Regions from separate parts of the Mus musculus genome. Here regions 2 and 3 are each linked to region 1. Evidence: chromatin loops called from intact Hi-C (ENCODE). Cell type or tissue: heart. All regions are shown on one strand. Each heading gives the region's core, and the rest is flanking DNA. Links, peaks and the distances in the headings are about the cores only.

Region 1 (8,329 bases), core at 137-8,136:
ACTCAGGGTTGTCTAGTAAAGTTAGAGGATACTTATGGAAATCTCTAGAATGTCTTACTACAAAACAAAGGTTTTTACTTAGCTCTAAATTGCAAGCACTGACTGGAATACCCGTGAGGGGCTCCATTCATCTCACCAGAACTTGTTATGAGCACTTCTCCCAACAAGGCCCAAACACGGGCTGCTCAAGAGGTGGGGGCCAGCTCACTCATGTCAACTGCACTTCTGGTCCAAAAGAGCATTCCAAGGCTTACTACAGAGCAGGCTGGCAAAGCTGTGCAGATCCCAGAGTGGTCTAGAGACCGGAGACACAGTAGGAATGGGCTCTGTACTGAAAGCATTTCTTGGTGAAAAACCCCAAGTCAGCAGGACTCAAGATGAGTCAGCAGAAAATGAGTTGGGGGTCCTTGTAACCTGGGCTCTAGCCTGGTGCTGTTTTAGCCTGAGGGAGGATGGAGTCTTTGGGACTACATCAAGCAGGCATGTAACAAACACCCAAAGCTCTGACAAACGAGGATACATACATATGTATACAGGCCTGGGGTTGTTCTAGTAGGTGGCAGATACTCATCTACCCCTCCATTGTTCACTGAGCATCTCCACTGCAAACTCATGTCATGCCAGCTCTGAGATGACAAGCTAAAGGCTACTTTTACCAGGAAACAAGTAATATCATTAAACAACTGCTCAGAGGGATCAGGATAGGCCTCCCTCCGGTGGGACTGGAAATCTGCCTATCCCTATCTGGACTACAAGCTGCAGCCAGCAGGACAGGGGGAAAAGAACACACATACTCCAGGCAAGACTGCGATCAGTGCCTGGTGGCACCTGAGGATACTGAAGCTGGTGGAAAAGGATGGTGGCTGGAGGAGGGAAAGTTAGTCTGTGGCAAGGGTCTCCATGCAGGCACCCTAGCCTGTGCTGGCAGGTTCTTGAGGGTCCTAATGGGCTGGCCTTTTTCTAGAACATTCTGCCTTACCACTGCCTGCTCCAGTTCCCAGGCTACAGGGTGGTGGCCAGGATGGCACTTACCTTCTCAAAGGCAGCCAGGAGCACATGAGCGTGGCCAGTCACTTCCACAACTAAAGCAGTGAGATAAGAGAGGGAGGCCAATGAGAGGTCATGGCTGGGACTTTCTCCCTTTCCCTACAGCATTGGCACAGCCCTGAGTCCACTCCAGTCTTTGCTCTCATCTCAGACTCCACTTCCCACGTTGTTGCACGGCTAAGAGCTGTATGTGTATTATGGCAGACACCCTGTTCCCAGAAGAGGAGGTCCTCTGATGACTCAGGGAGAAGGAAGCCACTTCCTCCCCATAGGTCCTACACACTTGAAAATGAAGATGAGGAAAGACCAAGGATGCTCACCATCCCCTTCGTCCACCACAGCCTGGATGACTACTGGAAACACACCCCGGTCCAGGTCAAAGTTCAGCTAAGGAAAGGAAGCAAATATGGTCAGGTCCATAGACATCAGGTGGTGAGTTGGTCAGCCTGAGCTGCAGCAGACAGACGGGATCAAGGACATTCAGTGCCTTGAACAACATAGACCTCATAGCTCCTGAATGGCTCTCCAAACTGAGATCCACCTCTTCAGTCCCTGACGACCTCTCACATGCTTTCCATAGCTGAGGGGGTGCCTGCTCTACACAGTTCCTACGATGGACCATTTAGTGTCTATCTCTTTATGCCTACCTTTTTCATTGAGCATGCTTTCCAAGTTCAGCCACAATTCCATTCCTTTTTTATGCTGCAGAGTTATTCTAGGTGGTGGGTAAGCCACATTGTATTTGCCTGTGTCTAAGTTGTTGATCAATGGGCAGTTTTAACATGAACACTGTGAACAGTGCTATCATCCAGTCTCCTGTTTTGGGTGAAATTTTATTATGTAATTGCTTGATGAAAAGCATCCAGTTTAGCCGGGTGTGGTGGCGCTCGTCTTTAATCCCAGCACTCAGAAGGCAGAGGCAGACGGATTTCTGAGTTCGGGGCCAGCCTGGTCTACAGAGTGAGTTCCAGGACAGCCAGGGCTATACAAAGAAACTCTGTCTTGAAAAACCAAAAAAAAAAGAAGAAGAAGAAGGAGGAGGAAGAAGAGGAGGAGGAGAAGGAAAGAAGAAAGAAGAATAGAGAAGAAGAGAGAAGAAAGAAGAAGAAAGAAAGAGAGAAAGAAAGAGAGAGAGGGAGAGAGAGAGAGAGAGAGAGAGAGAGAGAGAGAGAGAGAGAGAGAAAGCGTCCAGGTCAAGCCCCACCAGAGATGGAATGAGAGCAACAGTGAGCTACAGAGACCACTTGGTCCATGCTTCCCTTTCTAGGCCAGCAGCTGCCTTCTCCCAGATATGGTTCCATCCTCGCCCACCCCAAGACGGCAGCCTGGGATGGAACAGGTCCCAATCTCTCCACAAAAGCCTACTGTCCTGGAACCCCTGGCCCTCACCCTGCACCGGAGAGCAGAGCAGGACTCAGGGATTCACCTGATCCATACCTGTGGGCCATCCCAGGAAACACTCTCAGCTCCTGCTTGTTCCTGTCACAAAGCTTTACAGCCTACCCAGTCTCCAGAACCCTCTTGGTATCTCAGGGGAGCACACGCATTTCCATGTATTCTCACTAAGGAGTTACACAATTCCTTTTGTGTTTGGAAGCAGGATACAGGCAATAGAGGGGGTAGCAGCAGATGGCCATGTGGGCAGTCACAGCATCAGGTTGGGCAGGGACACTGGAACCACTGGAACCATCATCACCCAGGACAGCATTTCCCACAAATTGGGACATAAGAAAGCAAATGACCTTCCTGGGTTACTGCCTTGCTCTGAAATGTGGTCTTGTGTAAGCCTGCACCACTCAGAGAAGCCACTCCAGAATGCTCCTGCTGATGCTGATGTTGGCAGTTTGCTGCCCTCACAAGGTCATAAACTAAGACCAAGGAGAGCCTCTCATACAGGAACTGCTTGTTTAGGTGTTAGTCAGGTAAGCTAGCTACAAGAGCAGAGCTCCACCCACCCCCATGCAAGGCTGGAAGCAGACCAGCAGCAAGCCTGGGTGCACTGGGCTCTCTTGTGCTCCGAGCGGTCTCCAAGCATTCATTCTCTTCTCAGCTACACTCCGCATCCTGGAAGGAGGCAGCTGGGCTGGGTGAACTCCGCACAGAACCAGACAGAACCAGTGGCTGTGGTCCTGTCCTCCCCTCGCTCCATCGCATTCCCATTCTTGCAGAGCTCCCTCTGAGTAGCCCAGGAAAGTGACAGTGGAAGGGGAAACATTCCCACCACCAGAGGGAGCCAGAGGACGCTGCTTGTTTTTTTTATTTTCACATTATATGTGCGTGGGTGTTTGACCTGCAAGTACGTCTGTGCACCACTCGAGTTCCCCAGGGTTACCTCATCATCCTTCCACTCGGAGAAGTCAATCTTGAAAGAAGGCAGGGAGAACTGCTGGCTAACGCCTCTCTTGTAGTGGACGGTCTCAGATTGCAGAGAAGGGTTCTTACAGCTGTACCTGAGAGCAGCAAAGCAGCCACCTGACTCCTGTGGAGCCATGGGCCCCCCACCCAACCTCCCACCTCCTCTGGTACTCCTCTGAACTGGCAGCCATTTGTTCTATAGGGATTGAAAGCTTCAACCATCCCAGATAGAAACAGGAAGCAGCCAAGTGGCCTCCCTCCCACTGCCAGCTCTGCTCACCCGGAGGCTGCCCAGCCATACTAAGTGGCTATTTCTTCCAGGGCCCATGCCAGCCTGATATCTCTGCTGCCTTCTAGTTGGGAAGAACATGCCCACTAGGTGTTTGGTGCATTCGCTTTTTCTGAATGATCACAGTGCAGCACACCCTGTACCAACCCTTCTTCATAGCTGCTTGCTTCTCTTCTCAGGCATTTCCACATAGTGTGAGGCCTTCGCTTCAATGTGAGTCACGTTATGAAATGTCCTGCCCTCCTCCTGAGTATAATGTTTCCTGAACCTCCATGCTGGTGCACTGAAGCTTTGCTCTAGTGACTCAGAGACTAGCTTCCTTCCTGTCTTGCTAGTTCCCGCAATGCTTCAAAGACCAGCCTTCTCCTTATGCAAAAGCGCATCTCATACCTCAGGCTGACCACTAGGAAACGGAGAGCTGAGCTAGTATCCCCATTCATGAATACAAGCCATGGCCCTCGCTGTTCCCACCCTGACCCATGCTTACTGCCCCAGGGCTTCTCTGGGTCTCTAGGACAAAGGCCACACTCAGAGCCAGGGAAACTGGGTGACGTCCCTGCTGTCCTGACTGTCAGTGCCAGTGTGGGAGGGAGCCCCACAGGGAGGTCCAGCCTGGATGTGGTGAAAAGGCCAGCCCAAGACAGGAATCTCAGTACTCTAGCCTTTAATTATATGCTGTGGGACCCCAGAACCACAGAAAGTTAAGGGGGCAGGAAAGGAACAGGAGGGCTTCCTGTCCTGCAGCTCAGGACACAGAATTCCTGCTGGCTGTGTTGAGTCCCAAGCACAGCACCTCAGGCCTGGAGCCTCCTCTTTCTCTGACTTGGTGATCTGGTGATGGTGTCAGGCAAGCCAGTTAACTGGAAGGCAAACAGGCCTCACGCAGGTCTCAGAAAAACGTCTACCAGGACAGAATCTCTGAGAAGCCATGTTTAGCTGGCCATCTATCTAGCCCATCTGGTGGCAGCAGGACCCTGTTCTTACATATCTCATAGAACAAAACAGAACTGTTGATCTGGATGGGCTGGGGTGGGCGCCCACTGCACTGAGGTCCCGCCCACTGCACTGAGGTCCCGCCCACTGCACTGAGGTCCCGCCCACTGCACTGAGGTCCCGCCCACTGCACTGAGGCCCTCACCTCCTCTGGAGCAGCTCCAAAGCACCTGCCCAGAATCCAGGGCTCATCTGCTATGGTAGCTCCTCCCAGGACAACTCAGAAACAGGAGCTCTTCCCAACTGTCATCATACTGGAAGCCCAGAGAGGCTAGCACAGCACACGGGTCATACTGCCTGTAGCAGGTTGGTAGTTCACCCCAGGGCTTGTGCTGGCCACCTGGCTCCTCCCTACTGACAGCCATCACACACTGGAGCGCTGTTACATTACCTCAGGCCACAGTGGAACCTCTAAGAACCACGTGTGAGAAGTCATCATCTTCCTACTTGTGTAGCACCACTCAGGGAGTCAGTTGATGACCCAGTGCCCAGTCCTGAGTCTTACAGGAAAGCCTCGAGTTTTCTTAGCCAGCAGCTAGCTGTGAACAGCTATTCACACAAAGTACCCAAAGCAGCTGAACTCCCCAAATCTCATTGCCGGCTGAGGAAACTCTGGTATAAGACTTTACATACTCTGACCACATAAGCAGGCACAGAGCTGAACAGCACTCACAGTCCTCCTCACTCCCAATTTCACATCTGAGCTTCTCTAAGGCCTTCTCCGATGTCAGAAGGGCCCAGACATGCTCCTACCCATCTGTGCAGCCACTCAGGGCAGGGTTGGGTTTCTTGCTGAGGCAGCCCTGCTGAGATCATGCTGTGGTTGCAGGGTGCAAACCCCTAAAGTGTTAATACTCATATTTTAAAGAAAATCTCCTAAAGTTCAAAATCAGAATTGTGATATAACATAATACATAGTATTTGGTCTTTGCCCCAAGCTCCTGGCATCGAGCTCCCAATGGAGGCTGCAGAGTGAACTGACAGTGAGGATGCTGCAGAGCCTGCAGAACCCCACGTGCTGCCCAGGGACTCACACTGCCACGCCATTCACCAGCTCCTCTACCGCCTGACAATAGATGGTGATAGCCACACGGGCATCGGCATCAAAGGTGAATTCCAGACTGTAGAGCACGCGGGGCTTTTCACCGTCCTCCGTGGGGCTGTCTGCGTCTTCTTTGTACCTACCAAAAGTGAGCAGAAGACGGCAGGTAAGGAGCCACAGCCGCAGGAACTGGCCTGCCCACACAGCTGCTGGGCATAGAGTTGGCTGCTTAGACATGTCTGCTTCGCTAGCAAAGGAAGGAGGCCTGTTCCCTGTGGCGTAAGGCCTATAACCCATAGTCTGTTCCCCTCACTTCCTGCCCCAGAAGCAAGGGTAAGTGTTGTTGGTGTGGATGTCTTGGGTTTCAAGCAGCTTTGTATGCCATTAACAACAGGCAGGAGCCATCCTATGCACAGCAGCAAACCTGAGGTAGTCCCTGGCCTCTAGTGGCTTCCAGACCAGGGCTGGTAACTCTGAGACACGACTGCTGCGGTGGGAAAACCCCTCATTTAGTGGCGCAGGGTCTTGCTACAGAGTCTGAATGCATATGAGAACAGACTGGGCCCTCGAAACACCTCTGGCCCGTTCCAAAGGACAAACCAAAGCCTTGCACCACACAGGGTCCCCAGGAGAGCGGCACTAAAGGAGTTACCTCACAAGCCGGAGAGAGTCTTTGCGAATGTTCACCAGGCTCCTCAGTGTCTTCACTGGCTCATGGGGGGCAGGGGTGACATAGGGAAACTAGGAGAGAAAATACAAGTGAGCACTCTTGGACTGATGACTCTCCACATGCAGTGGAGAACAGGAGGCAGGATTGAAGGGTTCATTTACTAAAACTTGGCCAGTATGTGGGCTGGGTCTGGCCCCACACAGAGTGACGTGGTCACTTAGCCACAGTCCTCAGCATTATGCAGGGTGTTCAGAAGTGGCCATGGTTGGGCCCTTAGGGCATTCTCCTCTAGTAGGTTACAACTCACTGTTATACATGTGTATATGCATGTAATTATACCCCTATATAAAAATACATACGAGCTGGGCGTGGTGGCGCACGCCTTTAATCCCAGCACTCGGGAGGCAGAGGCAGGCGGATTTCTGAGTTGGAGGCCAGCCTGGTCTACAAAGTGAGTTCCAGGACAGCCAGGGCTACACAGAGAAACCCTGTCTCGAAAAAACAAAAACAAAAAACAAAAAACAACAACAACAACAAAAATATATACAACTGGTGACAGGAAATTGTGGTTGTACATGTTCACGTCTTCTGCGAGCAACAGTATGCTGGAGCTTTAGAGGAGACCCCTCGGAGGACATTAAGCGGTAAAGCAGACAGACTGTATGTGCTCGCCATCATAACCCAGGCGGATCCACCTATCTCAGAATGAAGTAAAAATGGAAAAGATCTAGAGGCTAGAGAGATGGCTCAACAGGTAAGAGCACTGACTGCTCTTCCAAAAGGTCTGCCTTCTATTCTCAGCACCCACATCACTACCACATGTATCTCCAGTTCCAGGGATGTGATGCCATCTTCTGGTGTCCAAAGGTACTGCATGCACATGCCTCATATATACACATAAATAATTCTTTTTAAAACTTAATTTTTTTTTTTTTTTACAAGACTCACAGGAATTAAGACTCTGCAAGCTGAGGCAACAAATGTGAAAAGGGAAAGATACCATGCTGGTTCCCAGGTAGGAGAAGACAACACCTACCCCACCTACCCCAGCCCCTGGCCTGCAGGATACTACAGATCAAGATTTTGTGTAGGCTGGACGTGGTGGCGCACGCCTTTAATCCCAGCACTCAGGAGGCAGAGGCAGGTGGATTTCTGAGTTCGAGGCCAGCCTGGTCTACAGAGTGAGTTCCAGGACAGCCAGGGCTACACAGAGAAACCCTGTCTTGACAAACAAAAAACAACAAAAAAAAAAGATTTTGTGTTAACTATCTGCTCTAGACTGACACGATGTCAAAGATCCTGGCCTGACTGTGCCTGAGGATGCAGCCATGTTCATGTTGAAGAGTGAAACTCAGTGTTCCTTAAAGAGGCCCCTGTCTTGCCATCATTTGAAAGCTCCTGACTTCCTCCCTGACTGCTGTTTCTCTCCCCAGCAGGCGTCCACTTCGTCAGCATCACACCGAGCCCATCAACGGGAATCCTCTGCCTCAGTGCTTTCTTCAGTACTTCCCACAGGGAGCCTCTGCTGCTCCTTCTCGCCTTACCTGACTTGCTTCACCCTAAGACGTCCACACAACCCATCCCAATCAGGTGTCTTTCTCATCTCCTGAGGACTCACTGAAGCCCATTTGACCATCTGGATTCTAACGCACAGGATGTGTGTTGTCAAGTTTTAAGTCAATTTAGCACAAGCTATAGTCATCAGAGAGGAGGGAGCTTCAATTGAGAAAATGCCTCCATGAGCTCGGACTGTAGGCCTGTGGAACATTTTCATGAGTAATCATATGGGAGTGCCTAGCCCACTGTGGGCTGGATTCTCTAAGAAGGCAGACTGATGCTGTGGGACCCCTTTCCTCCTACTGAGCTACATCTTCCAGCCTTAATATGTAGGGAGGTGCCTAGACTTATTGCAAACTTGTATGCCATGTTTCAT
Region 2 (8,329 bases), core at 50-8,049, 150 kb after region 1:
CCCTGGACCTCAGAATTCTCAGGTATGGAAACACTCAAGAGCTGCCTGGTATGAAGCAAAGAGGATCCTGGGCTATTTAAAGCTCTGGTAACCGAGAAGAACTTGCCCCTGTTCTTACCTAGCTTCTTTGAGTCAGTCAGTGTGCAGAGCTCCTTTCTGGCCACACCTCTGTGAACCCCTATATTTTCTGGGACTGGAAGGAATGAATGCCCATGTCCTGTCTACTTCTGTGTCTGTGCTATGTGGGGGTGCAACTTCTGCCTGGTGGTTTGTGACATGGCAGATCAGAAGTGCCTCCTTGTAGGTTCATTGGTCTCTGGAATAAGTGCCAGCCTTTTTGCCATAGTTGACTTGCTTCCATATTGGAGCTCCTCAGTAGGAACAGCTGTGGCACTGGGCTGGGGACCAGGAAGAAGTCACAAGTGGTGGGAGTATCCTAGGGACATGAGTCGTGCCCAGGGTATAAACCCAAACCTGGTCATTTCTTGAACAGTCTGTGAATATGCCTGTGTGGACGCTGTATCCTGCTGCTGTCCCTCTCCTGGTCTCTCACACTGCATGGCCTCCTATCACTGTGAATTGTGGCCTGGTCGCAGTTTGTAGTTTCATTAAATGGCCCTTTCACTCCCCTGCCCTGGGCCTCTGCTGTCTTGCCTGGCTTCCTTCTTTTCTGAGAGACAGGGTGGGACTATAGGTAGTCTAGTGGCAGGCAGGAGCCCGGGCCTGGGAAACAACACATTTAAGAACCCAATTACACCAAACCAGAATTTATATATATAGACCTGCCCTGGGGAAACCCAGCTGTTCTGGGCCAGGGCATTGGTTTCTGCCATTTGCATAATTAGATGTCCAGGCTGCAGAACCTGAGAACTGGAGCCCCGTCTTAGCTTAGTAACTTCTTAACCTATAGCTATTGCTCTTTCGTCCTTAAACAAGACAGCACTACTGGACTAAGACCTGATAGTCTGAAGATGACACACTGAAGTCTCGGCACTCAGTTCTTGGTAAATCAATCTTCTGAACTGTGAAGGTGGTGGGCTCAGTCTCTTTGAGTTTCCCTGCTGTTCTACCATTTTTTCACACAAAGACTTTTATAGGAATAGATTCCTACTAATAAAAATGTTTAACTTCATATTTCTATTTTAGACCATGCATTGTTTAAATCTAAGTATGTGCTTTTGAAATAAGAAACCTCAAAGATTTTGAGTTAGGAAAAATCACAGGTCCAAGCAGATATTAAGGATCTTTATGGTATTTAGCATGAATACATGGAAATAGAAGGTGCTAGGAAGTTGGCAAGGAGTGCCATGAAAGAGGATGTCCATTTGTATGCTGTTTCTGAGGGACTCTATCCTATCCCAGGAAGGAGGGAAGTGTGTGGCGTTTGTTTTTAGAGTGTTATGGCAGGCACACCAGTCAGCTGAGACACATCAGGCTAATAGACTTATTAGGGAGATCCCGGTTATGCAGAATAAGCTCTTTAGACTATCAAAAGGCCTAGAAAACTGAGCCATCATCAGCTGGCATGACCCTTTCCCACAAACCCTGTGTGTATGGGCATCTCACTCCCAGCATGGCAATGACCATTCCAAGCACTGCTAAGAAAGCAATGTACCCAGGCCTCCTAAATGGCAAAATTCCTAGAGCACTGGCTGTTAATAGAGTGACAGCCTTTATCTGGTGTATATCTGGCTGGCAGAGAAAATGCTGTTAGGCAGAGGCTCTAGTGTCTGGCTTTTATTGGTTGCTTGTTTTCTCAAACCCAGCATTAAAAAAAAGTCACCTGAGGTGGTAGTTTTAGGCAGAGGTGGAGATGGGGATAGAACAGGTCACTTGGGGTAGGATGCAAACAACATGACAGGTCCTTCACATGTAGTACCAGGCCAAGAGTCCAGCTACCAAGGCCACACTGGCAGCCAGAATGAGCTGCAGGCTAGGCTTCCTCAGCACAGCCACGGTTGTCTGGAAGGGGCAGTTGCTGCCTCCTAGTGTACCTGCATGCAACACAACATAAGACATGGCATCAATGGAAGGCACTGATATACCTGCTCCAGAAATGTTAGTTCAGGACCCACAACCTACCTTTGTCTGGCTGAGCAGCATAAAAGGGGCATTTACGTATATCTCCCTTCCCATCATGTACCGGGAGCCCATCCTCCAGGGTTTCTCTTGCTAGCATGGAGCCAGCCTGGTCCAGTTCACTGAATATCTGAGGAACAGAAGTCATCAGAGGCCATCCCTAAACTAAGAAGACTCAGAATTTACACTCTACAGATGACCCATGGAGAAGCTAGAGCCCAGATACACCTGATGAGGACTGCAAACCAGCTGAACATCAAACCAGAAAAGTGAACACTATCCTGCATGTCTTAGTGAGAGCTCAAGTGACTGCTACTAAGGACTTGAGTGCCCACAGCTATCCTCTCCCAACACTGAGGTACTAGGGACAGAAATGGTTTCTGTAAGATCAGCCCTACCTGAGACTTATAAAACCTACTTATTCTACTTCCCAATGACTTTGGCTCTATACTAAGTAATATTTTTTATATCAATATTTGCTACAAAACGAGGAAACTACCCATTCCTCAACCCTGACATCCTGTAGTGAGACAGAGGGAAATAGGTCTATTTCAGACCTTTCAGATGCTGGGGGTTTGCCCTTTCCAGCACTAGTTATGGGCCTCAAGCCAGGCCTCCTGGGAACCATGCTCCCTGATGGCTAACTGGTTCCCTCACCTTTTTCTAGGGCATGTAGGAGCTTATTTGTCATGATACCAATAGCCTCTCAAGAAATCTCTGGCTTTGACTCTACTGCTAAAAGAATCAAACTCATGCATCCATGGATCAGGTTCCATGATCAGTGCTCAGTAATACCTGCATGTTATATTCAAAGGCTTTATTGGCCTCCTCCACAATCCTCTCTTTGGTCTTCAAATTCAGGTCCAAGGCATTCATTCTAGCGCGGTAGAACTGCTTGAATTGCTGGGCATTGTCCACATGCTCAAACAGGTAGAATTGGGTCCCTTCCCCAGTGCTGGGAAGTTTTAGTGCCCTCTGGGCAACCTTCTTCAGTACCTGGCCTCCTGAAAGGTCCCCCATGTAACGAGTATAAGCATGGGCCACCAGCAGCTCTGGCTCATTTTGCCCTACATAGTGAATCCGATCCACATACTTCTGGGCAGCCTCAGAGCACTTCACCTGCTCCTCCCAGTTTTCACCAAAGAAATACTTCATGTCCTTGATCAGTGCTGCCTTCCGGTGTAGCTCCGTGGGGAAATATAAGGGGGCGAAGGCTGGGTGGTCCTTGTTGCGGTCCATTTCCTCCTCAAGGGCTGAGTATGTGAAGTAAAGTGCAGTGGTGGCCAGCTGTGAGTGTGATGGAAGATTGTGGAAGAGAGCTATAAGCCAAGCCAGCAACTCTAGAACCCACCATGTTTTTATTTTTTTAAGATTATATATATATACATTTTCTCTCTTTCTCTCTCTCACACACACACACACACACACATGAATGAATGAATGAATGAATGAATGAATAGGGGCTTTATCTACATGCCAGAAGAGGGCATCAGATCTCACTACAGATGGCTATGAACCACCATGTGGTTGCTGGGAATTGAACTTAGGACCTCTGGAAGAGCAGACAGTGCTTTTAACCTCTGAGCCATCTCTCCAGTACCCCCAACCACCACCATCACCACGTTTTAAGAATGGTTCAAGACAAGCCACTTGCCCAGTTCCTAAAGACCCAACTGTGACCCTTTTAAAATATATTTAACTACTTTAATACACCTAGGAAGCTTCTAGTGAATATTTGCAAATATATTTTTGTTACTCCATTTATGATAGGATAGCCATGGCTTAACACTAGGAAATCAAATATATGGCTGGGCATGGTGGCACATACCTTTCATCCCCAGTACTCAGAAAGGTAAGGATGAAGAACCAGGGTTAGGGCCTATATGGACTATGTAGCCAGACTATCTCCAAGAAAAAGTAGCAGAGACCCAGCAGCTTCTTTCTTAGAGTGGTTACAGGGCAACTTCCTCAGCTGATTAAAGCCACCCCACCTCCCACCCCTTATTAAAGTTAGAACCCAACCCCATCTGACTGAGGGACACAAACCTTAAATAGCTCCTTCTTAATGTTTCCTTTCAAGAAGTCTTTGACAAACTGGGTATTTTCTGCTCGGTCATGTGCTTCCTTGGTCCCTTCCTTCAGGAGCTCAGAAAGGTCTGCCATTCTGTGGGGGATGAACTTTGAGTGAGACAGTAGCCCTTTCCAGTTCTCCAGAAAGGACTAAAGGGCAAAAGACAGTTTAGGTCCAAGATAGAGACTGGAAGTAGGAGCTGCTCAGACACTATTTCAGTCCAGCATGAGTAACTGAGCTGAGAACAGGGCGAGATATGACAATCTGGCACAAAAACTCAGTGGACATGAAGTTTACTATGGTCTCCACAAAAGTGCCTGGATTGGTATCTGTTAGTCAGCACCCAAATGAACGATGCTTTGCTTCTGTAGCCACCTAGTGGCTGAAGAACCAAAACTTACAATCTATCCAGGAAAGAGCTGCCTTTCCTGTGGCTGGGCCTAGGTGTGGGAAGATAGCTGAGAGGCAGAGATCTTAGTTGGCTTCTCTATATCTCTCTCTCTCTCTCTCTCTCTCTCTCTCTCTCTCTCTCTCTCTCTCTGTCTCTCTCTGTCTCTCTCTGTCTCTGTCTGTCTGTCTCTCCTTTCCTCCTCCCTCTCTCCCTTCCTCCCTTTTCTTTTATCTTTGAGACAGGGTTTCTGTGTAACTCTGACTGTCCTGGAACTCATTCTGTAGACCAGGAAGGCCTTGAACTCAGAGATCCACTGCGTCCACCAGTTTTATATTTAACAGAATTACTCAGGATAAAGTTACATCAACAAATGGATATGGAAGAAAAGTATCATCATAAGTACAATGGAACCTAGGAAGGACGACTGTGAATCTATAAACTCCATCTGTTAGCATGAGAAAATTTTGGTTTTCTTGTGGTCTAGTCTCTGCACACTAATTTTTTTAGATCATTTTGTATCACCCCATGTCCTAATAACTGGTTTATTAGCAAATATAGTAAGATATAAGAAATAACTTAGCCAGTGACAGGACTCTACTGAGAAGCTAAGAACAATGCGCAGCAGGGGCTAGTATCCAAACATCTATACAGCTCAGTGCTGATGAGCATTTCCTAGTACATACTGAATCAGGCACACTGACAGGACAGGTGCGGAGGCCTCCTGAGATGCAGCAGCCAGTTGCTTTCACTCACTTGGTATGGTTTTCCTTTTCTGGTGCCATAGAGTTCTTCTCTGACTCATCTACCCCCTCCGAGGTCTCCACCTCTGAAGACATTGTGGCTGAGTAGTTTGTGCTGCCCTCACTCTGGTCCTGTAGAAACACAAGGAATTTATGACTGAGTAACCTTTTCTGATGTAAGCCAACATAACAGAGACAGCCCTGCACCTGAAAGCTCTGCCATTACGGGGAGCATTTCAGAATATGGACAAATCTGAAGATGGACAGTGGGTTATAATAATGCTTTGTTCTTAGGTAATACACACTGGCATTCAGAAGTAAATGGGATGCTATCTGCAACTACTGTCAGCACTTACGATGTATGTATGGATGTGAAACAAGAAGGCAAAAGTGTTGACAGTCTGGCTAAAAGGGATACAGAAGTTCTTCACTAGGCTTATCTTTTTTCTGCATGTTTGAACTTATACATAAATAAAAGGCTACCAAAGACATAAAAGAAAGCTACATTTTTTAAAAAAAAGATAAAAGCTTCAGGAGCTCTCAGCTTCGTAAGCAATGCAAAGCTTCCATTTTACTAGTTTTCCTGTGTGGGCTGCCAGATGAAAGGAATGAGAACAGAGTATTGACAAGAATTTAGTTAAGCCAGGCTGTGCCTAACAGCTCCACTGTAGAATAGAACAACTCAACAATCCTGAGTACCTTCAAATAAGTCACCTAGCAAACTGTCCCAGGTGTGTGGAATAATAAACTAGCTGATTAATTCCCACGCCTACTTCAAGGCTGAGCTTTCATCAGCAAGAAAAGTACAATCCCATAACATGATAGCATCATCCTCCATCCCTGGAGACTATTCTACTCTAGCAGTATATAAAGGGGGCGCCCATGGAGAACTTTCTAGATGAGCAGTGTGACACAATAGCACCAACTAAGAAAGGCACTCATAAAGACAAAAATTCCAACTCTGGAGCCATATCTAGCCAAACTGGGCCAAGGAAAAGAAGAAATTTTCTACCTCAATCAGCACTTGTTTACCGAGCATTTTCCACAAGGGAGACCATTAGGTGTAAGAACAGCCCATAAGGTAGGAATGTAAGTAGCTCAGGGTAAAGTGCTTGCCTGACGTGTGAGACCCTGGGTTCAAATGTCCAGCACTGTAGAAAACACCCTTGAAAGCCCGGGCAGTGATGGCACCCACTTTTAATCCCAGCAATTGGAAGGCAGAAGCAGATGGAGCTCTGATTTTGAGGCCAGCCTGGTCTACAGAGCAAGTTCCAGGACAGTAAAGACTACACAGAGAAACCATGTCTAAATTTGTGATAATCTTAATGCCCCAGCCTCCCGAGTACTGGATTACAGACATGTGCCAATAAACCAGGTCTTCTTCTTGTATTCTGATTGAGGTTTAATGAAATATGATAGTGAAATAAAAAAAAAAATTACATAGTACAGACAACATTCGCTTGACTCCAAAGCATACATTCTTCTTAACTATGGTACACAGAATTGTCCATCAGAATGTAAAGGCAGATGGCCATCAAAAATGGAATGTAGAGTAGCTTCCAGAAGGACAACATAAGGGTTCAAAGTTGGGAATGTCGGTGCAGCAGATTAAAGTAACAACATGATAAAGATAGTAGTACAAGACTTCTCTGCCAGATTTCCTCATGAAGGGCTGAGGCAAGCTTTGTCAACTGTAGGGTGACTCTTACATGGGCCTTCTAAGGATTTGCAAAGAACTAGTGTGGATTTACAAGTCTATAAGTTGAGTTCCAGCCCATCAGGGCTACCTACTAATGTTATGCCCAGAAGTGTTCATGAACCCCAAAAGACCACAAATCACATTAGGGTCTCTTTATTACAAGCTCAGGCTTGGGCTCTCCTCCAACCCAACCCTGACACAGTAGGATGGGAAGGGGGTATCCAGCCTGGCAGGCATCTAATAGAATAACTATTGTAAGCTGACAGGTGGGTGTCCTGAAACAAAACTGTGAACAATCACCAACTGCCTGAAAGTACATCTCAGACAATCAGACTAATCTTTGATTAGCTGTTGCTAGGAAATAGCTAGGGAGTAACCCTGGGATATGGACGAAGGACAAGCCATGGGGTCCTTTCTGGAACTTGGGAACTTGGATTCTGCTGCAGTTCAAGTTCTCAGGTTTTTGGTTTTTTTTTGTTTTGTTTTTTTTTTTTAAGATGGAGGCTGGTCTAAGATGGAGGCTGGTCCCAAGATGGAATAGGTTTGGTCTCTTATTAAGACCACAAAAACAAACAAATAAACACACAAAAAACCAAATGCACAAAAAAAAAAAAAAAAAAAAAAGGCAGAAAAGGAGGTGGGATGTGGGGCGGAGCAGTGAAAATTGAGGAGGCTATGCCCCACACCTCTGGGGACTCTAACAGACAAGAAATGCTTCTGCGCTCTCAGTGACAGATAGCAACAAGGCAAAGAGAGTACCAAGATTAGAGCCCTTGGCTACTCCTAAGAGAGAAGGGTACAGTGCAGTAAAGTGTTCCAGAGCTTCTAGGTTGCACCATGATGTTGAAGACAAAGCTAAACATCTTAGAATTGCAGATCCCTTGCTTTTCAAAGTACAGCATGGCGATGTCAGGGACGAGCACAGCCACAAAGGTTACCATGCGGTGAGGTAGATAAAACAGTAAAATAATATTAATGCTGTTTATCACTTCAATGGTTCTGCAAATGATACTTGTACCTCAATTATTCAATGGATAGCAGTGACTAAGTATAATTCCTGTTTTATCTGTTACAAAATGCTCATTCTAGAGTGTAGTTTTCTTAAGCAACAAAACCTTTTTCATCTTTTAAAAATACAAAAGGAAAAGGAAAAGTTGGCTTTCATTGGTACCCATTCATCATTTTCATATTCTGAGCACTTAGTTTGTGTGTGTTGCCCCCCCCCCTCCCCAAAGCCATCCCACTAACCATCCTTTTCAATCTTACCATCTGCTAGCCCCTACTTTGGTCTTTACAGCCAGTGAAACAGACTGAAGTCTGGCTCCAAGAAAGGGCTACTGCTGACTTTT
Region 3 (8,329 bases), core at 216-8,215, 220 kb after region 1:
TAAAAATTTTCTCTTCAACTGAAGACATGAATAATGTCTGCATTTAACACTTGTTTTGGCCTAAATCTAGATTATCTCCCAAAGGCCCAACACTTGGTTTTCAATTTAGTACTAATGGGAGGTAGAGGACCTTGAAGAGGTGGAGTCTGGTGAGAGGTTTTATGACACTGGGGATGTGTCCTCTTATTTTATTTTTAGAATCAGTGGCTCTCAGCCTTCCTAACGCTGAGCTCCTTTAACACAGGTGTGGTGACCCCCAACCATAACATTATTTCATAGCTCTAATTTCGCTACTGCTATAAATCATAATAAAAATAGCTGGTTCATAGGATATCTCATATTCAAGCCCCACCCGAAGAAGTCACAATCCAGTTTCAGAACCCCTGCTCTAGATGAATCAATCTACTGAGTAAGCAGCTATTGATAATGACATCACAATGTACATGTTCATCACTACCTAAAGGATTTTCCAAGTATTCCTTCCTGTCAAATGGATGACGTTAAATCATTCCACTGCCTTTCTGAGAAACAAAAACTAAAAAAGACCCTTGTGCTGCACTTAAACCTAAAAGTTGATCCTTTAAAATAAAGAACATTGGGTATGATGGCACGTGTCTTTAATCCTGGCACTTGGGAGGCAGAGGTAGGCAGATCTCTGTGAGTTTAAGGCCAACCTGGTCTGCAGAGTGAGTTCTAAGACAGCCAAGGCTAGAATGTAAGACCCTCTCTCAAAAAATACAAAAATAAAGAATAAGAAACGTACTTCCTGAGGCTGATCAAACACATTCTGGAAATCACCAAAAGGAGAAGATGAGAACTCCCCAAAGATCTTCCTGAACAACTCCTCGGGGTCAACAGAGGGACCTCCTCTCCAGTAGCCCTGCCCAGAGCTGCTGGTGCCAGGGTCAAAGCCAGCAGAGCCGTAAGCGTCATACTGCTTCCTCTTCACTTCATCGCTCAACACCTGTGATGAAAGATAACACAGCAGTCAGAGAGCTCTGAGTCTTCTAAGGCTCAGGGACACAGGCAACACAGCTTATGTCAAACAAGTCTGTCGATTTACTAAGTGCAAAACACTCTACAGAAGTCGGGCATGGTGGTGAAATCCCACCAGTGAGAAGGCTAAGGCAAGAGGATGAGTATGAAGAGAGCTGGCGCTGCACAGTGACACCCTGTTTCAACAAACACCACAATCACGTTAGAGATCAGTGCTGGGGCATTCGTTAAGCCTCTGCACATCCTTGGGTTCAGTTCTTTTCTTTTGTTTTTGAGGGGTTTTTTTGTTTTTTTTTTTTCCAAGACAGGGTTTCTCTGTATAGCCCTGCCTGTCCTGTAACTTACTCTGTTCGAGGCTGGCCTCGAACTCACAAATCCGCCTGCCTCTGCCTCCCAAGTACTGGGATCAAAGGTGTGCGCCACCACACTGGGCAGAAATTATTTTTAAATGTAAAATAGCCAGGCCTGGTGGCGCACACTTTAGATGTCAGCACTAAGGAGGCAGAGGTGGGCGGTTCTGAGTTCAAGACCAGCCTGGTCTACAGAGTGAGTTCCAGGACAGCCAGGGCTACACAGAGAAACCCTCCATGTCTCTAAGAAAAGAAAAGAAAAAAAAGAAAAGAGAGGAGAAGAGAGGAGAGGACAGGAGAGGACAGGAGAGGACAGGACAGGACAGGACAGGACTGGTACAGCACTATACTTTTTGGTGTTTTGATACAGGATTTCTTTCTCTGTGTAGCTCAGGCTGTCCTAGAAAAAAATGTGGAAAAGAAATATTTATTTTATTTGGTGTTTTGCCTGTATGTGTATCTGTGTGAAGGTGTTGGATCCTCTAAAACTGGACTTAGAGATGGTTATAAGCTTCCATGTGGTTGCTGGGAATTGAATCCAGGTCCTCTGGAAGAGCAGACAGTGCTCTTAAGCACTGAACCATCTCTCTCGCTCCTTTCTTCAGCTTTCAAATGTACACTTGCATCAGGCCCTCTCAGGGGCCCACAGGCCTGCAGCTCCAGACTGGGCCACTGCCACTGCTTCTAGCTTTAGACTGAGCAGCTGCCAGTTGCTCTGATGCTACAGCCTGTAGGTGCCACCATGGGCTCTTGAGCAGCACCTTTCTTTTACAAATTATATATATATATATATATTTTTTTTTTTTTTGGTTTGGTTTTTCAAGACAGGGTTTCTCTGTGTAGCCCTGGCTGTCCTGGAACTCACTTTGTAGACCAGGCTGGCCTCAAACTCAGAAATCCGCCTGCCTCTGCCTCCCGAGTGCTGGGATTAAAGGCGTGCGCCACCATGCCCAGCACAAATAATTTTTATAAGCCTGGCATGGTGGTTCATATTTTTAATCCTAGCACTTGGGAGGCAAAGGCAAGCAAATCTCTTAGTTCCAGCCATCCGGGGTACAAAGACACCCTGTTTTAAAAAAAACAGTAATAATTTTATGTGTATGGGTATTTTGCTTGCATTGATGTCTGTCTACCACTTGTGTACCTGGTGCTCTCGGAAGCCAGAAAATCGTCAGGTGTAGTGCATGTTACTAATCCCAGCACTGAGAGGAAAGGGCTGGTGAATCTCTGTGAGTTCAAGGCCAGCCTGGTCTGCAGAGCAAGTTCCAGGACACCAGAGAAACCCTGTCTCAGAAAGAGAAAAAAAAGCCAGAAGACGGCACTGGATCCCTTGAAACTGGAGGTATAGATGGTTATAAGTTACCAATTGGGTGCTGGGAATTGAACCTGGGTCCTCTAGAATGCTTGTAACATTGTAATGAGTCATCTCTCCAGTCCCTCAGCAGCTGATCTTATGATCCAATTAATAAATCTCTGATTGCCTATATCCTATAGGTTCTACTTCTCGAGAAAGCTCTAGCACAGATTAGCTATGGCTGACAGGTAATAAAACCTTCGTACTTACTGAACTATGACTCTACATGTTGCTATCTAGGCCCTTGAACACATAAACACATGCAGAACCCATTGGGGATAGTCAACTCCAAGAGGAATGCTATGGTAATTTGAATGAAAATGGCCCCCACAGACTCACAGGGAGTGACACTATTAGAAGGTGTGGGTTTATTGGAGGAAGTGTGTCACTAAGAGTGAGTTTTGGGATTTCAGAAGCCAGCCCCAGTGTTGCTTTCTCTTCCTGCTGTCTGCTGATCCAGATGCAGAACGCAAAGCTACCCTTCTAGCACCATGAAAAAAAACTTGCTGTGGCCATGGTCTCTCTTCACAGAACTAAAACCCTAACTACGGGGCTGCAGAGATGGCTTACTGGTTAAAAGCACTGACTGCTCTTCCAGAGGTCGTAAGGTCAATTCTCAGCAACTACATGGTGGCTCACAACCATCTGTAATGGGATCTGATGCCCTCTTCTGGAGTGTCTGAGGAGAGCGACAGTGAACCCATAAACATAACATTAAATAAATAAATAAATAAATAAAACAGAAACAAGAACAACAACAACAAAACCCTAGCTAAGACACAGGGTCATTCTCCAATAATTCTGTAACTGGTCAATGGTTCTCTCACAGATATTTGGTTTCTTCCTATGTGCTTTACGGTCTATTTTTACAATTGCTAACTTAAGTCATCAAATAAGGACTGATTTGATCAGTCTAACTGGGATTTCCCGAGATCAGCTATCAATATGAATTACCTGAGTATATTTATTGATCAGATGAACCTTGCTCTTGTTTTGTTTTGTATGAAGGCAGACTATATAGCCCTGCTTAGCCTTAAACTTACAGAAATTCTCTTGCCCTCAGCCTCACCAGTGCTAAATTACATATATGCCACCACTTCGGGTCTCTTTTCTTTTTTAAAAATTACACCTATTCCTTTTGTGTACATATGTGAGTGTTCAAATGCTATGGAACTCAGCAGGGGTCAGAGGACGATTTATGGAAGTTGCTGAGGATTGAACTTGTCATCAGGCTTGGCAGCAGATAGATCGCACCAGCCTGTTTTCTTCATTTAGAGTCTAAGTTAGCAGAACTAGCAGGGACACAGCACCACCCTGGACTGTATGATATGCCAAGCTATCTTGTGCAGTGCAGACTCTGATGTGTGCACAGAGCTGAATGGCCAGTGAATGAACCCACAAGTCACATTACCTCATAAGCTTCTGCCAGCTGGGAAAACTTCTCCTTGGCTTTGGGATCATCCTTATTTGTGTCTGGATGATATTTCTTGGCAAGCTAAGGGGAAAAAAAGTAAATTACTATAGATATGGATAGTCACTAAAACAGAACCCAAATACTTGCTACAATTATGTCTCTTTATAACAGCTGTCTCTCTTAAGATAGCAACAAAAATTTTTTTTTTTTTTTTTTGGTTTTTCGAGACAGGGTTTCTCTGTATAGCTCTGGCTGTCCTGGAACTCACTCTATAGACCAGGCTGGCCTCGAACTCAGAAATCCACCTGCCTCTGCCTCCCAAGTGCTGGGATTAAAGGCGTGCGCCACCACGCCCGGCCAAGACAGCAACAAATTCTTAAAGCAAGATTTAAAATTTGAAAATAAATCATTCCTTCACAGATGTCTTAGGGGCCAGAGAGATGACTCAGCAGTTAAGAGCACTGGCTACTCTCCCAGAGGTCCTGAGTTCAATTCCCAGCAACCACAGGGTGACTCACAACCATCTGTAATGAGATCTGGTGCCATCTTCTGGCAAGCATGTACACATGCAGGCAGAACACTCCATACATAATAAATAAAACAATCTTTAGGAAACAAAGCATTTACTACTCTTGCAGAGGACCTGGATTCAGTTCCCAGCTCTGATGTGTTAGATCACAACTCTAAAACTCCAGTTCCTGGGGATTTGATGTCCTTTTCTGATCTCTGAAGGCACCAAGAATGCATGCAGTATATGTACATGAGACAAACATGCATGCACACAAACCAAAAATAAATATATGTTAAAAGTAATAAGTAGGGTCTGGTGAGATGGCTCAGCAGGTAAGACCACTGACTGCTCTTCCGAAGGTCCTGAGTTCAAATCCCAGCAACCACATGGTGGTTACCTGTAATGAGATCTGACACCCTCTTCTGGTGTGTCTACAGTGTACTTATGTATAGTAATAAATAAATCTTTGAGCCGGAGCAAGCAGAGGTCCTAAAATTTAATTCCCAACAACCACATGAAGGCTCACAACCATCTGTACAGCTACAGTGTACTCACATATATAAAAATAAATAAAGGGCTGGTGAGATGGCTCAGCAGGTAAGAGCACCCGACTGCTCTTCCAAAGGTCCTGAGTTCAAATCCCAGCAACCACATGGTGGCTCACAACCATCCGTAATGAGATCTGACTCCCTCTTCTGGTGTGTCTGAAGACAGCTACAGTGTACTTACATATAATAAATAAATAAATCTTTAAAAAAATAAATAAATAAAAATAAATAAATAAATCTTTTTTTAAAAAAGTAATAAGTAAATACTTGACTAGCCCTTTAGCATCCTGGTGCTCTGAACCTATGCAACAGGGAAGCAAATAACCTGCACAATTTTGGTTGGTTGGTTGGTTTGGTTTTACAAGTCAGGGTTTATGTAGCCCTGGCTGTCCTAGAATGAGCTCTGTAGACTAGTATGGTTTTTTGTTTTGGTTTGGTTTGGTTTTGAGACAAACTGGCCTTAAACTCACAGAGCTTCGCTTGCCTCTGTCTCCCAGTACTGGGATAAAAAGGCAGCACAACCACACCTGGCTTGCCTGCTGTGCAAGGTTTTGAAGAATTACGTAATAAACGTATGACAGTTACTGCTATAAAAAATAAAGAAATTAAGAATTAAGAAAGAATTATGAGGAGCTGGAGAGATGGCTCAGCAGTAAGAGCACTGACTGCTCTTCCAGAGCTCCTGAGTTCAATTCCCAGCAGCTACGTGGTGGCTCAAAAACATCCATAATGGGATCTGATGCCCTCTTCTGGTGTGTCTGAAGTCAGCTACAGTGTACCCCTATATATAAAATACATAATGATAAAACTGCTTTAAAAAAAAGAGTAATGATGTTTACCTATATAATTTCTATTTATTTATATATGTCATAATTGTGTGGACAGCATGGTGTACGTGTGAAATCAGTTCTCTCCTGACTTTAAATGGTTTTGGAGGAATTGAACTCAGGTCACTAGGCTTGATGTCAAATGCCTTTACCCACTGGGCCATCTTACCTGCCTCTTCTCTTCTTTCTTAAAACGTTAACAGATTGATATCACATTCATTGCCCACCAAAGGCACCCCAAACTCCATCTTTCCCAGATCATTCCATAGGCTCGGCTGCTTGTGACCTGCCTTAGCAGGCTATACATCAAGGCAGTAAGGACCAGACAACATCAGCACCAAGCTGGGTTGAAGAGATGGCTCAGTGGCTAAGAGCACATACCCCTTTCCCAAAAGACCTGAACTCAATTCTCAGCCATGTTAGATGGTTCACAGCTGCCTGTAACTATAGTCCCAAGGGGATCCCTTACCCCTGTCCTCTGTGAACATCTGCAGTCATGTGCATATTCCACAGATGCACAAATTTAAAAACTAAAACAAAAGCCAGGCATGGTGGCACATGCCTTTAATCCCAGCACTCGGGAGGCAGAGGCAGGCAGATTTCTGAGTTCCAGGCCAGCCTGGTCTACAGAATGAATTCCAGGACAGCCAAGGCTACACAGAGAAACCCTGTCTCGAAAAGCAAAAACAAAAAAAAAAAAAAAACCAACAAAAATTAAAGCAAAACATACACACACATACACACACAGTGACCAGACCAGCAATCTTTCTACAGTCTTGTCAGTAAACCTAAGACCAATACAGACCTGATAATAGGCTTTCTTGATATCTTTCTGGCTGGCATTTCGGGGCACTCCCAGGATCTGGTAATAATCATCTTTGGCCAAAGAAGCACTTGTGTGGAAAGAGGTGGTACAAACAAAAGGGAAACTTTTTGTTCCTGGAAATGAAACAAGAAAGTAAGTTAGTCTGGGAGTTTATCCAACAAGAAGAAATTATAAATAAGTGACCAGCTACGAAATATCTGTAAAAAAGCAAACAAGCCCCAGCTATAGGGCCTATTCCCACTGAGTACACTAGAGGCCAAACTCAATGTTCTTCAAATGTGGGCAAAGCTCAGGGACATAGTTCAGTAGGTACACTGCTTACCAGGTATGCACAAGGCCCTGAATTTGATTCCCTGAACTGAACAAACCCAGCATAATCCTAACATGAGGAAAAGGATGCAGAGGATCAAAAGTTCAAGCTCCATTCATAGCTACACAGGAAGTTCTAGGCCAGTCTGGAACATAGAACACCCTGTTTCCAAAGTAAAAACAAAAACAGCCGGGCGTGGTGGTGCACACCTTTAATCCCAGCACTCGGGAGGCAGAGGCAGGCGGATTTCTGAGTTCGAGGCCAGCCTGGTCTACAGAGTGAGTTCCAGGACAGCCAGGGCTATACAGAGAAAAACCCTGTCTCGAAAAAACAAAAAAACAAAAAACAAAAACAAAAACAAACAAACAATCAGCCAGAGAAGTTGAAAGTATATAGACTCTATAGGTGGAACAACAATATGAACTAACCAGTACCCCAGAGCTCTTGACTCTAGCTGCATATGTATCAAAAGATGGCCTAGTCGGTCATCACTGGAAAGAGAGGCCCACTGGACATGCAAACTTTATATGCCCCAGTACAGGGGAACGCCAGGGCCAAAAAGGGGGAGTGGATGGGTAGGGGAGTGGGGGGGGTGGGTATGGGGGACTTTTGGGATAGCATTAGAAATGTAAATGAGGAAAATACCTAATTAAAATAAAATAAAATAAAAAGTATATAGAAAGGAATTAAAAAAAAAAAAGAATGAGCAGGAATAATCAGAATGAGATTGTGATTGACTCTTCAGTCACTCCCGGAGAAGACATTAGACCTCGATACTTGGTGATCCTATATTGGATCTCTTTACTTGCTACCTGCCTGGCTGTATTCCTGTACTCCTCACTCCTTCCATTATCAGGAGCATGAGTCTATTAGTGGCAAAAGTTTGTCAGCTGTACCAGCTTCTACGACATCAGCAGACAGCTCAAGGAAACTGTGAATAACCACAGGTAACTATTACACAGCGGATGCTTTTTTCTATTCTAAAGGCCAATGATTAGCAACTACTAGGAAATATCTATTTTTTTTCTCTACAAAGTATGCCCAGCACATGTCTTGCTTTTTGAACCCAGAATAGGATTAGTCTTCATGTTGTTCTAAGAATGCCTAATCCAGTAGCTAATTGCTGATTTCTTTCTGGTTAGGAGATTTCTTTTTTATGATTTCTTTTTAGTTCATATGTTTCGGTATTTTGA

The links. Hi-C counts contacts between places; a loop is a spot of excess contacts. Peaks named below come from ENCODE experiments on the same cell type or tissue, not always from the same donor. Only the 100,000 strongest peaks of a DNase experiment are listed, where the experiment ranks them.
Region 2: it touches region 1 in a loop (2.2-fold over the local background); 3 of 42 quality-filtered maps call a loop at or near these places.
Region 3: it touches region 1 in a loop (4-fold over the local background); 3 of 42 quality-filtered maps call a loop at or near these places.

Annotation. Positions count from the first base shown.
Region 1 is chr16:4,908,858-4,917,186 of GRCm38, reverse strand. Mgrn1 (mahogunin, ring finger 1) reads right to left here. Exons shown (of 17, transcript NM_029657.4): 3 at 6,379-6,467; 4 at 5,719-5,865; 5 at 3,380-3,497; 6 at 1,368-1,434; 7 at 1,033-1,082. Among named protein-coding and RNA genes, the nearest start is that of Nudt16l1, 26 kb to the left of the region's middle. In heart, for the core only: CTCF peaks have their summits at 3,275 (motif pointing right), 4,130 and 7,245 (motif pointing left); DNase peaks (open chromatin) are centred at 1,056, 3,286 and 3,996; H3K4me3 peaks cover 670 bases; H3K27ac peaks cover 1,613 bases.
Region 2 is chr16:4,759,643-4,767,971 of GRCm38, reverse strand. It overlaps Hmox2 (heme oxygenase 2), which reads right to left. Exons shown (of 6, transcript NM_001136066.2): 2 at 5,295-5,413; 3 at 4,126-4,243; 4 at 2,875-3,366; 5 at 2,083-2,209; 6 at 1,723-1,994. The coding sequence starts at 5,377. The coding sequence ends at 1,867. It overlaps Cdip1 (cell death inducing Trp53 target 1), which reads left to right. Exons shown (of 6, transcript NM_025670.5): 6 at 1-2,511. Among named protein-coding and RNA genes, the nearest start is that of Cdip1, 26 kb to the left of the region's middle. In heart, for the core only: a CTCF peak has its summit at 4,521 (motif pointing left); no DNase peak of the experiment used is centred there.
Region 3 is chr16:4,685,847-4,694,175 of GRCm38, reverse strand. Dnaja3 (DnaJ heat shock protein family (Hsp40) member A3) reads right to left here. Exons shown (of 11, transcript NM_001135112.1): 2 at 6,806-6,939; 3 at 4,112-4,195; 4 at 764-964. Among named protein-coding and RNA genes, the nearest start is that of Dnaja3, 5.9 kb to the right of the region's middle. In heart, for the core only: CTCF peaks have their summits at 3,387 (motif pointing left) and 4,664 (motif pointing left); no DNase peak of the experiment used is centred there.